Regions from separate parts of the Homo sapiens genome. Here region 2 is linked to region 1. The links are chromatin loops, found by intact Hi-C in ENCODE. Cell type or tissue: stomach. All regions are shown on one strand. Links, peaks and the distances in the headings refer to the core of each region. The heading gives the core; the rest is flanking DNA.

Region 1 (5,392 bases), core at 158-5,157:
AGACAACATTACTAACAAATCGTTCAACTGACATATATAGAATGCTGCACACAATAGCATGCAGAATGTGTGTTCACTTTAGATACATAAGAACCATTTACCAAAAATAAACATATGCTGGCCCATGTTGTCTGTCTCTACCAATTAAAATCATATAGAATATATTCTTTGAACATTAACAAATGTCATTTATTTCCAGATTTTAAAAATCTACATTTATGTTATACATTATCCATAAGTTTGGCTTTTGCTATATCCCACAAGTCTCAATAAATGCTATGTTTCTTATAATTCAGTGCCAAATATTTTCTAATTTCTATTGTTGTGTCGTCCTTCACCCATGAATTATCTCGAAATAAACTTCTTAACTTCCAAACTTAGGGAGCTTTAAAATTTATCTTGTTGTTCTTTCACCTGCATTTTACTATCTTTAAAAATATATTCTATATTATTTTAACCCTTTGAAATTGGTAGAGACAGAATGCTGAGCATAATCTCAAGAAGTTAGGAAAAATAAAACTGATAGAGAATAGAAGACAGAAAATAGAATAAATAAGAGCAGATGGTAACATAGGAAATATAGCTAACATAAACTAAACTGAAAGTTAATTCTTGGGGAAAAAAACGACAGCACTCATAAACCCTTAGTAATAGGAAAAAAGGAAAAAAAACACTAAAAATAGCACTAATGAAAAAGATGAAAAGCTACTAACAATCTTATAGACACCAAAAAATGGTAAAATGTTGTAAATAAATATGAAAGTTTAGAATAAATGGGAAAATAAAAAAGCATATCTTACCAAAACTGAAACTGTAAAAAATCAAAGTTTATATGGTCTTATAGTTATTAAATAAATTGAATCTGCAATTTAAAAACTAAGCATAAAGTGGCTTCATCATTAGCATCAAATTCATGCATACTATTCTAGGGAACGGCAAAAGGGAGATATAATTCCTAAGTCCTTTTAACTTAGTAGAAGTATGGACATTAGACTTGAAAAAATACTTCAAAAAAGAGATCTTAAAGTGACCAATAAATATAAAAGGGCCTCAAATAATTAATAATCAAGGAAGTGCAGCAAACAGAAGAAAATTTCAACAAAATGTATATTTATATCTTAGAAGGCAAAAGAGCATACAGCACGTATAAAATCAAAATACTGTAAAAATGAACATTCAGAAACTGAGAAGATATTTCAGAGTTTGAAAGATCCTAGCAGAAAACCTTTAAAAAGAATATGTGGAAGATGAGTTGAAGAAAACATCTTCAAAATCAGAACGAAAAAGAAAAAGCTGAAGAGAATGAGAAAAGAGAAGCCATTCCCTGCCTCCCCCCATGATATCTAACATGAGTTGGATCCTTACTATTCTGAGCCCCTTATTATGAGGGTCTATGGTTTTTCCATTCTTGTTATGCATGAAAGGTAATATGGAGAGCTATATGTATTTTAACCTGCTCAATAATCAGCATGAAGATTTGGAAAAGGTTTCACCAATCAACACTCTTTCGTTGAAGGCTGTGTCTTCACTGCCTACAACAGAGGTTTCCAAACTTTTCCAGATTAGCTATTCATTTTCAAATTTTACTCATGTATTTTATGTACCAATATTTATGACTACCCTGAAATGTTATGTTTGCAATGATAAACTGCAAAATCTATGTAAATTTATACACAATGACTATCAGAGCTTCTGATAGTTATTCCAAAAATACTCATAATAGTAAAGCTCAATTGTTAGAAACATTAAAACCATATGCAAATTGCTGAATAAAAGACATGTTAGCCTCAGTTACATTATGTATAATATGAGGACATCCTGACTCATGGCAACACTGCAAATATTAAATGACTCAGCATCATCTTTGTCATTAGTTATTATAAGCATTAATTATTAATATTGTCATTATCGTTTCACATTCAATTGAGCTGATATAATTCTATGCCAGAGCAGAAAAAATTTAGTTTATCTGACAGAGGCTTCTTGTTGGTAACTGCTCAGTTTCTATTCTGCTTTTTCAAATAATGAAAGAGGTTCACTAGCCCATGTTAGCATTTTTGTATATTACTACTTATCTCCATACACCAGCTTGGAAATCACTTGCTAAATTAAGGAAATAAGGAAATCTTAAGATCTACTTTTAAATTGATGATTTATAGGGTTATATCAGAATACTCCTCTTTTTATTACTCCATTTAAATCAAATATAATATGCTTTTAAAGCAGAAATAAAACATATTCAATAAAAAACCTTGAATAATAGTGATATTATTTAGGTTGTGATTCAAGTTATAGGTAATTCACATAGATCTCCAGAATCATTTTTCTGCCTCATAATGGATATATAAAGTTATATGCATAAAATATGAGTAAGTTAATGCATCTGATATGGAAGTGGTGTGCTTGGTGTCCCACCAGAATATTTGTGAATAATTTTAAAAGATATTTCATTTTCAAAGCCTCCTGTTAACTGGAGGAAAGGAGAGGGGCTTCAACTGCAAATAGAGGGACTTAAATTAGTTATGAAGTCAAATGCCCAGATGAGAGGATGATTTAACACGGAAATGGGATTTTTGAGGAACCATGTTTTCCAGAGCCTTTACATAATGCTATTCCAGAGGCTAGAGATTTGTATATTCATTCTCCACTCTCAGATCCACCCTTTGGAGTCCTCCAAATACTAACGTATTTACCGGCATTGTGGATGTCATCGCCATATTCTTTCCAATAATTTCGTATCAAGCCATGATTCAAACCTCTGGTTTATTTCACTGCAAGTGGACCTTGCTTGAGAGCCATTAGAACGCATTTTTGGAACGGTTTATTATGGCTAGTGTTCCATTACTGGAATGCTAAACACAAGGGAGTTATTTATATCCTACTGCTCAAGGTCATCGCCAAGGTCTAATTGCAAAAATTCAAAAAATTGCAACCTCAGGCATAAATGGATTAAGGGAAAAGCCCGACAATTACACCGACTAGCCAACATCATAGGACTCCTGCAATCCAGGCCATCGCAGGCCAAGGTTTTTGAAGGAAGCCCTCAAAGAAAGGAAGACCCTTTTATTATCTGGATTCATGTGAGTTTGCCATTTTGCCATCTGGTGGTTTTCTGCTGTAATTACAACCATTTACCAGTTGACAGGGAAACAATTTCACCACAGACTTAATGAGACGAAGTCTTGTGATTTTGAGAAAAGGGAGGCAGCCATATATAATTATTCCAAGAGACATAATAAGAACGCCCAAAGAGAATTCTGATGTCTGTGGCATATGCTTATGATTGCAGTGATCCTAAAGGAAATCTAAAAGACTGAAGCTGACAGATACTACCATATGCTATAGTTTGAATGTATACCCCAGATCTCATGTGTTGAAAACTTAATCCCCAAATTCATACATTGATAGTATTTGGAGGTAGGGCCTTTGGGAGGTAATTAGGATTAGATAAGGTCATCAAGGTGGGGCTCCCATGGTGGGACTGATGGCTTTATAAGAAGAGGAGGAGGGAGCTGAGATGGCATACTCTTGCCCTTTCACCTTATGATCCCCTCTGCCATGTTATGATGCAACAAGAGGGCCTTCTTTAAATGCCAGCACCATGCGCTGGGACTTCTCAGCCTCTGCAACCATGAACTAAATACACTTAATTTTTCAAAAAAATAAATTGCTGTTTGTGGTGTTATGTTACAGCAACAGAAAACAGACTAAAACACCATATTACCGGATGCCACATAGATATTGCTTTCTGATGGTGTGTGTGTGTGTCTCTGGATGTGCAATGGATATCTTTGCATCAAGAAAACAGCTTGAGAAAGTGTTCTGACCTACTCTAGGAGAAAACCAAATAATAAGCATAATAAAAAATACCTCTTTATAAATACAAACATGCATAATTATGTCAAAATGCTTTCTACCTTAGTTGTAACTCTGAGATATCTAGTAAGACATCTATTTCTCAGCAGGGGCTCCCCAAAAGCCTAAGTCATAGTTAAAAGGGAAACTTAGCTAACCTGGACCCACACTTTAAAAATTCATAAGTTAAGTGATCTTTTGTTTCACCTTAATTTTTTATGATTGTTTTTGTTTTACCTCATTTTCAAGTTATTGCAGTATAACATCACAAAGAGAGTCTAGACATTTTACCTTTAGTCATTAGAAATCCCCATTATCTCCTGGTATCTTATGATTTTAAATTTCTGTTCATGGGACCTAATGACTATAAACAGAGTGAAAAATGCAGCTTTGAAGTCTGGAATTCCTCTGGGCTTTTTAGAAATGATTCCTTCTTTTAACCTGTGAAGAATCCCTCATTAACAGATCCATCCTGCAATATTTGAAAGGAACTTATAATATACCACCTACAGTGCCTTAAATTGCACCATTAGCAATTCAAAACATCTAGTTTGCCTGGGAGTGGGTAATGTGAGAGAGAGAGAGAGAGTGTCTGTGTGTGTGTGTGTGTGTGTGTGTGTTTGTGTGTGTGGAGTAAGGACACATTACAGAGAAACTTAATAATTTGTTCTGAAAATGACTGGTCGTGACTATAGAATGCCTGGGTAAACCCACGATCATGGATGGTGACCTCCCACTGTAGGCTTAAGTATTAATATCTATATAGGCTAGTATCAATTTTTATGTCTAAAAATTACTTTGTGTCTGAATTACATTTCTTTTCTCTTTTTTCTTTTTTGTTTTCTGAGCCAGAGCCTTGCTCTGTGGTCCAGGCTAGAATGCAGTGGCTCAATCTTGGCTCACTGCAAACTCCACCTTCCTGGTTCAAGTGATTCTCGTGCCTCAGCCTCCCAAGTAGGTGGGATTACAGGCCTGAACCACCATGCCAAGCTAATTTTTGTGTTTTTAGTAGACCTAGGGTTTCATCATGTTGTCCAGGCTGGTCTCGATCTCCTGACCTCAAGCAATCCTCCCGCTTCAGCCTCTCAAAATGTTGGGATTACAGACATGAGCCACCGCACCCAACCACTGAATTACATTTTTGTTTATGTTTTGTTCAAAGAATTATGTGTGTTCATTTGCTCAAGAGAAGTATTTTAATAGGAACAGTTGAAGAATGTGTGTGCTGGATGATGCCAGAAGTGTTTGTCTTCGACATTATCCATGGCCTGGAGAATCTTGAGAAGCGCTGATTTAGTCAGTTCTTCCAGCTTTCATCCTGCTGACTCCAGAGATACTTGTTTTCTTTTCTAGGCCAGTGGTTGTAGCCCACAAAGACAAATGTTGTTAGGAACTGAATGCATCAGAATCTGCCGCACATTTCACTCAGGAATTGGTGATCTTCTCTTTTTCCTTCTTTTCTCCAACAGTTGCTTATATTCCAAGATTTTTTTTATTTTATTTTGTTGTGCTATAGGGACTTGTATAATATTGTCTG
Region 2 (5,392 bases), core at 186-5,185, 64 kb after region 1:
CTAGTAAGATAAGAGTTATAAACATTCAAATCGAAGACTGTTTTTCACACAGTCTTTTAGGTACTACAGGTCATGTCTTTAGAAATGGGTTGCTGATGGTTAAACTGTTTAATATGACAGAGACTTTTTGTTTGCTTTCAGTATGTTAGATTTTTCATAACACATTTTCAATAGTCCATTAGCACAGAGGTTTATGTGAGCACTTTATTTCAACATTTCCCCTTGCTGCCAAAGAAAGCAACTGTAACTTGATGCTCATTGAAGAACTTTAAAGATCTGTCAACTACTTAGAATACTTAAAATGTATACCATGAGTCTCAAAATATTCAAATTAAAACCTTTCTCTTACTCATAGTCTTTCACAAAACAAAAAGGAGAAAGGGAGAATATCTACCCTTATTTCTGTAGTAACTGAGGTTGTAGAATTTCATGTTTCCTTCCTCCTTAAAGAGGAAAGACCATCTGATTTCACAGATGAGAAAAGTGAGATTCAGAAGAGCAAAATCAGTTCTGTAGTTGGCATGATGGAGAGACTAGTCCTTAGGACTCTGACTGACTTCCACTGATCCACACTCCTCCTCCTTTTTTTTTTTTTTTTGAGATGGAGTCTCTTGCTCTGTCACCCAGACTGGAGTGCAGTGGCATGATCTTGGCTCACTGCAACCTCTGCCTTCCAGGTTCAAGTGATTCTCCTGTCTCAGCCTCCTGAGTATCTGGGATTACAGGCACATGACACCATGCCCGGCTAATTTTTTGTATTTTAGTAGAGATGGGGTTTCACTGTGTTGCCCAGGCTGGTCTTGAACTCCTGAGCTCAGGCAATCTGCCTGCCTCAGCCTCCCAAAGTGCTAGGATTACGGGTGTGAGCCACCACACCTGGCCGCCTCCTTTCTATGAACGCAGAGAATTCTATTCTTCTTTATGGAGGCCACTGCATGTCTGTTTATTTTCATAAAAATAAACCACTGAATTTCCGAGGGCTGTGGTTTCAAGTGTCTTTTCCACTCTATGCAATTTATTTGGCTTTAGCATAAGATGCTATTTATAGTTCAGATTATTAAACATGTTATAAAATGTTCATGAATTTGTAAGTTATTTCATCGTATCTGCCTTTATCTTTTTCTAGTACCTGATATCTAATCCTTACAAACTTACAAGTCGCTCTGGTTTGTCTAAACTCATTATTAGACTTGAAATTGAAGAACTGCAGTCAAATTCTGGCTCTCACCTTAATTATTTTATTATATTCTGACCAATTCAACCAACATTCGAGTGTCCACCATATGTAAGGGTGGCGATGAAGGTCCTAAGAATAATGACACATGACCCTGGAAAAGTTGAAAGGTATTCAACCTCTCTAAATATTGACCTCTGTATTGGTAATGCTGGTCAAAGTTACTTCTCAGGTAGATATACATTTATTTGGAAATGTCCTCTGTAAACTATAAAAAGGTGACAAAGTATAAAGCATAAGCCTTACTACTTTTATGTAAGTTGATTTTTAAAAAGATGCTTTATTTTCAAAATATTTCAAAACAACAACAAAATCTATACAGCAGTAGTTAACCATGTGACCCATCAAGTGTATAAGAAATGTAAAAGGAATATTTACTGCCTTGAAAACAACCTACTGCCCACCTTTCCTTCACCATTCCTTCTGTCACTCATGCGGCCACCCACTCTGCAGTATAATCCAAGTACATTCTTTGTAGCTTACATGTTTCGAATTATGTCTTCTATTAGGTTACAAAGTTCTGAAAATAGATTATTTATTATTTTTCACTTTCTCTTACGATTATCTGGATGGCCACTGAATACTTTAACCTCAGAGTTTCATTGTATTAGGTTGATATAGTTAACTTCAGTTTCATATATGGTCTAACAATTCTTGATGCGATATTTTCTTGTAATTGGGCAAACCTTTCATAAAAGGGACTCAAACTTTTCTACTGCAGTCATTCACTCCCTCCCCAAAAGAAGTTTTTGCAATTCTGAAAAATACTAGCTGTTCAGTTTTTGCTCTCATTGACCTATGCTCACACTCTCCAACTCCCATTGTAAGCAATAGTCCCATATGCCTTAAACTCTTATATACTTCTTTATGCTCATCTTTATTTTTTTTAATTTGTTTCTAAAGCCTTGGCCATCAGTGATGGTGAAAGCAACAGATGTCAGATGTCAGCCCCTGGCTTCCTGCCTTACCGTAGAGGGATACTCGACAGACAGACTGGACAGGTGAGTTAAAGGCAGATGGCAGCTATTCCAGAGTGCTCCAGCTAGTTGCTACTTTTGCTATAACATCTCCTCTCCATGTAATGCCAACATAAAGGAATAAAATGTTTACTCAAACACTCAGCTAAATGACTTAACTTACCTGATGTAGTTCCTCCTAAAGAATATTTAATTATTAGGATCCTAGAAGACCCCTTTTAGGGGGGGAAAAAGTCACTCTAAGAATAACTGTTAACATCACAAAAAAGCTAGGTAAAATCCTGTATCTATCTATCTTCAAAGTTAGTTAAAAAAACAAACAAACAAACAAAAAAACATTTCTCCAAATTCTTTACATTTGGCTGTCACCTCAATTGTTGACCTTGGGCAAGCTACCTAACGTTTTTAGGCCTCTGCTTTGTCACTTATAAATAGGGCATCAATTACTTGGCTTACGCATAATGACTCTTCTAGAAATTATTTCTCTCTCCTCTGGGCAATTAACAGAGCTCTTTTCCTATTAATATTTATTTTCTAAAACCTCAGAGGAAATACTAATTTATTAAGCCACCAAGTAGGTAGGTTCCAGAGTCACAAACATTATTGATACTTAAATTTGCCTTAATTACATTTTACCAATGGTAATTTAGGATGACCAGACCAAATCGAATCATCCTAATTCTGTTAGGAGTGAGGACAGGAAAATTTCAAGGAGATGTCTACCAAAAAGCCACACCGATAGCTTTCACATGAGATGAAACTTAGATGTAGTGTAATTTTCCACTATAGCATTGATTGGAAGTATTGGCTTCAATAACAGCAAATCAACACATCTCTCCTATTTAGCTGTGCCAATGATTTATTCTATCTGACTGGCCTTTAAAATGACCGTCTTGTGTCACCTTCTAAAGGATGTCTGATCTCCCATGACCTCTGCCTGTGGCTGATTTTAGCAGAATGGAACACTCGTGTGGTATTCTTGATGAATACCCGCAATGGCAGCCTACGAGTGGCTCAGGGAAAGCAATTGTATTAAGGCATTATAGTAATTTATTGGCAGTTTTGTGTGATAGCAGATTTACTGAAATAAGGCCTGCCAAAAAGATCAGGTTACAGCAGGAATACATGATTTCCCAACCATCCATAAAATATAAATCAAACGCCTTTTCTGTCCACTGTCAGCCACCTCCACCCCCTCCTTGTCTTCAGTCCTCAGACAAATTAAAGCACATGCCACAATTTGCACGGGGAAAATCAAACTCAATTTCGCAGTACAATGAAGTGAGTTTTGGACTTGTCATGTCCACTGACATATTGATCCCTTGAAGATGGAAAAGATCAGAATGCTCTGGAGTTTTGCTTTTATAAATATATGTGTGTAAAATGCAATGTGTAAATGAAGGAAAATATAGTGCTTATGGAGTTTTACAAAGTTGCAAGAGGTCCAGGGGGCTAATGTTATAAAAGAGTATTATGATATAAAGGTCACTATTTAAGAGATCACATTTTCTTTCCCTTTAGAATTACATCTCTAGAAGACAAATGGTCTCCTAACCCAGGTTCATTTAAAGTGCAGCTGATCACTAAAAGGAATTTTAACTAGTAAAGAAGAAAAAAACCCACACACCCTATCTTAGCCCTTTGTAAAATTTATGTCAGATCTATAATGCAATAAGCCCAATACTCTATCAAACATTTTCTATTTAACCTGAAAGTGGACTAAGCCAAATCACTTACATGTCTACATTTGTGATTTGCAAAGTGTAGTGATTGCAGCCTCCATGAAATGTGTAAAGATCTCACGGTTATTCACGTCTATAGATAAAGCATTAAAAAATGGAAGCACTCTATTATAAGGTGATGATGAAATTGTAAGAAACACCATAAATACCCTAGAGTCTTGTAAGTTACATTTTTAACTCAGCAGGTGGAAGGAAAAAAAATTGAGGAAATGAATCTGTTTTCAGGTAAGCAGAATTTCAGTCGTTATGACAACAGAATGGCTTTCTAATTACTGCTTACTATAAAAATATTGCAAAATGCTCTGCAACCCCATGGAGACTATTACTGCATAATATGTTTTGCCCTAGACCCATGTAAAACTGCTGCAAGCATAGCTCTGTGTGCCTTATTGGGAGGCAAACTAAGGCACAGACTGATGGTGTTGCCCATGAAAATCCACAGGGAGGGGAACAACACACACTGCACACACTGGGGCCTGTCGGTGGGTAGGGTGAAGGGAGGAAGAGCATCAGGAAAAATAGCTAATGCATGCAGGGCTTAATACCTAGGTGATGGGTTGATAGGTGCAGCAAACCACCATGGCACACGTTTAACTATGTAACAAACCTGCATGTCCTGCACATGTACCCCAGAACCTAAAATAAAATAAATTTAAAAAAAAAAGCAAATTCACACACAGGAATTTGAGTGGGGAAAGAGCTTCTTCCTTGATCCTAATCTCAAAGCTTTCAAAGTAGAAGTTTCTCATTTTTAAAAATTAGAGCAATGCCTCACATTACCATATTCTAAAGTAATTACTTGCGGTAAGTAAAGATAAATTCATCACTAATTATGCAGTCCTTTCTTGTGAAATCCACAGTAAAATTATTTGAGGTATTTTTTTTAAAAGCTGACAAGAGAATGACTTTACTTCATCAATCGGTTTGAGGAAAGTAATGATTTTCTTAGAATCAAAACTTGTTGAAAGCTCTAAGTATTTCATCTTTAAGTCTAAGAAGCATGTAGTTAATGTCACAGCTAATACATTTGTCAGTCTGCTAATTTTCTTTTTCTATCAGAATAAGTAAACATTAGCCCTTTTAAAAAGCATGCTATTTACCATGTGTCAGGAGCAATGCAGGAAGAACTTATTTGAAAATCATGAGGTAAGACATTATGAAATGAACAGGAATCATAGGAAGACAATAAGAGAGAAACACTAAAGGAAAAAGAATTTAATAATTCCAAAGGGATGGCGGGGCATGCCTCCAGTTGAGTGGGGGAGAGGAGTGGCATTTAAAGAGGAGCTATAAAAAACATAAAATCAAACAAAAACTCTAGCCAGAGATATCTGAAAATAGGAAAGAAGAGATGGCTTGAGAGAAATAGTTCAAATAAAAACAAAAGAAGGATCTTAAGGGTACCATGAAAATAAAAGAAAACGAGATTTTGCCTTGTT

What was found. Hi-C counts contacts between places; a loop is a spot of excess contacts. Peaks named below come from ENCODE experiments on the same cell type or tissue, not always from the same donor. Only the 100,000 strongest peaks of a DNase experiment are listed, where the experiment ranks them.
Region 2: it touches region 1 in a loop (4-fold over the local background); 4 of 110 quality-filtered maps call a loop at or near these places.

The regions. Positions count from the first base shown.
Region 1 is chr18:53,565,852-53,571,243 of GRCh38, reverse strand. The region is part of intron 2 of LOC124904304; the gene reads left to right. It overlaps LINC01919 (long intergenic non-protein coding RNA 1919), which reads right to left and starts at 2,797. Exons shown (of 6, transcript NR_110798.1): 1 at 2,694-2,797. RefSeq lists an enhancer at 3,753-4,609. In stomach, for the core only: a CTCF peak has its summit at 3,111 (motif pointing left); no DNase peak of the experiment used is centred there.
Region 2 is chr18:53,502,066-53,507,457 of GRCh38, reverse strand. The region is part of intron 27 of DCC (DCC netrin 1 receptor); the gene reads right to left. LOC124904304 reads left to right here. Exons shown (of 4, transcript XR_007066375.1): 3 at 2,138-2,235. Among named protein-coding and RNA genes, the nearest start is that of LINC01919, 64 kb to the left of the region's middle. In stomach, for the core only: no CTCF peak of the experiment used is centred there; no DNase peak of the experiment used is centred there.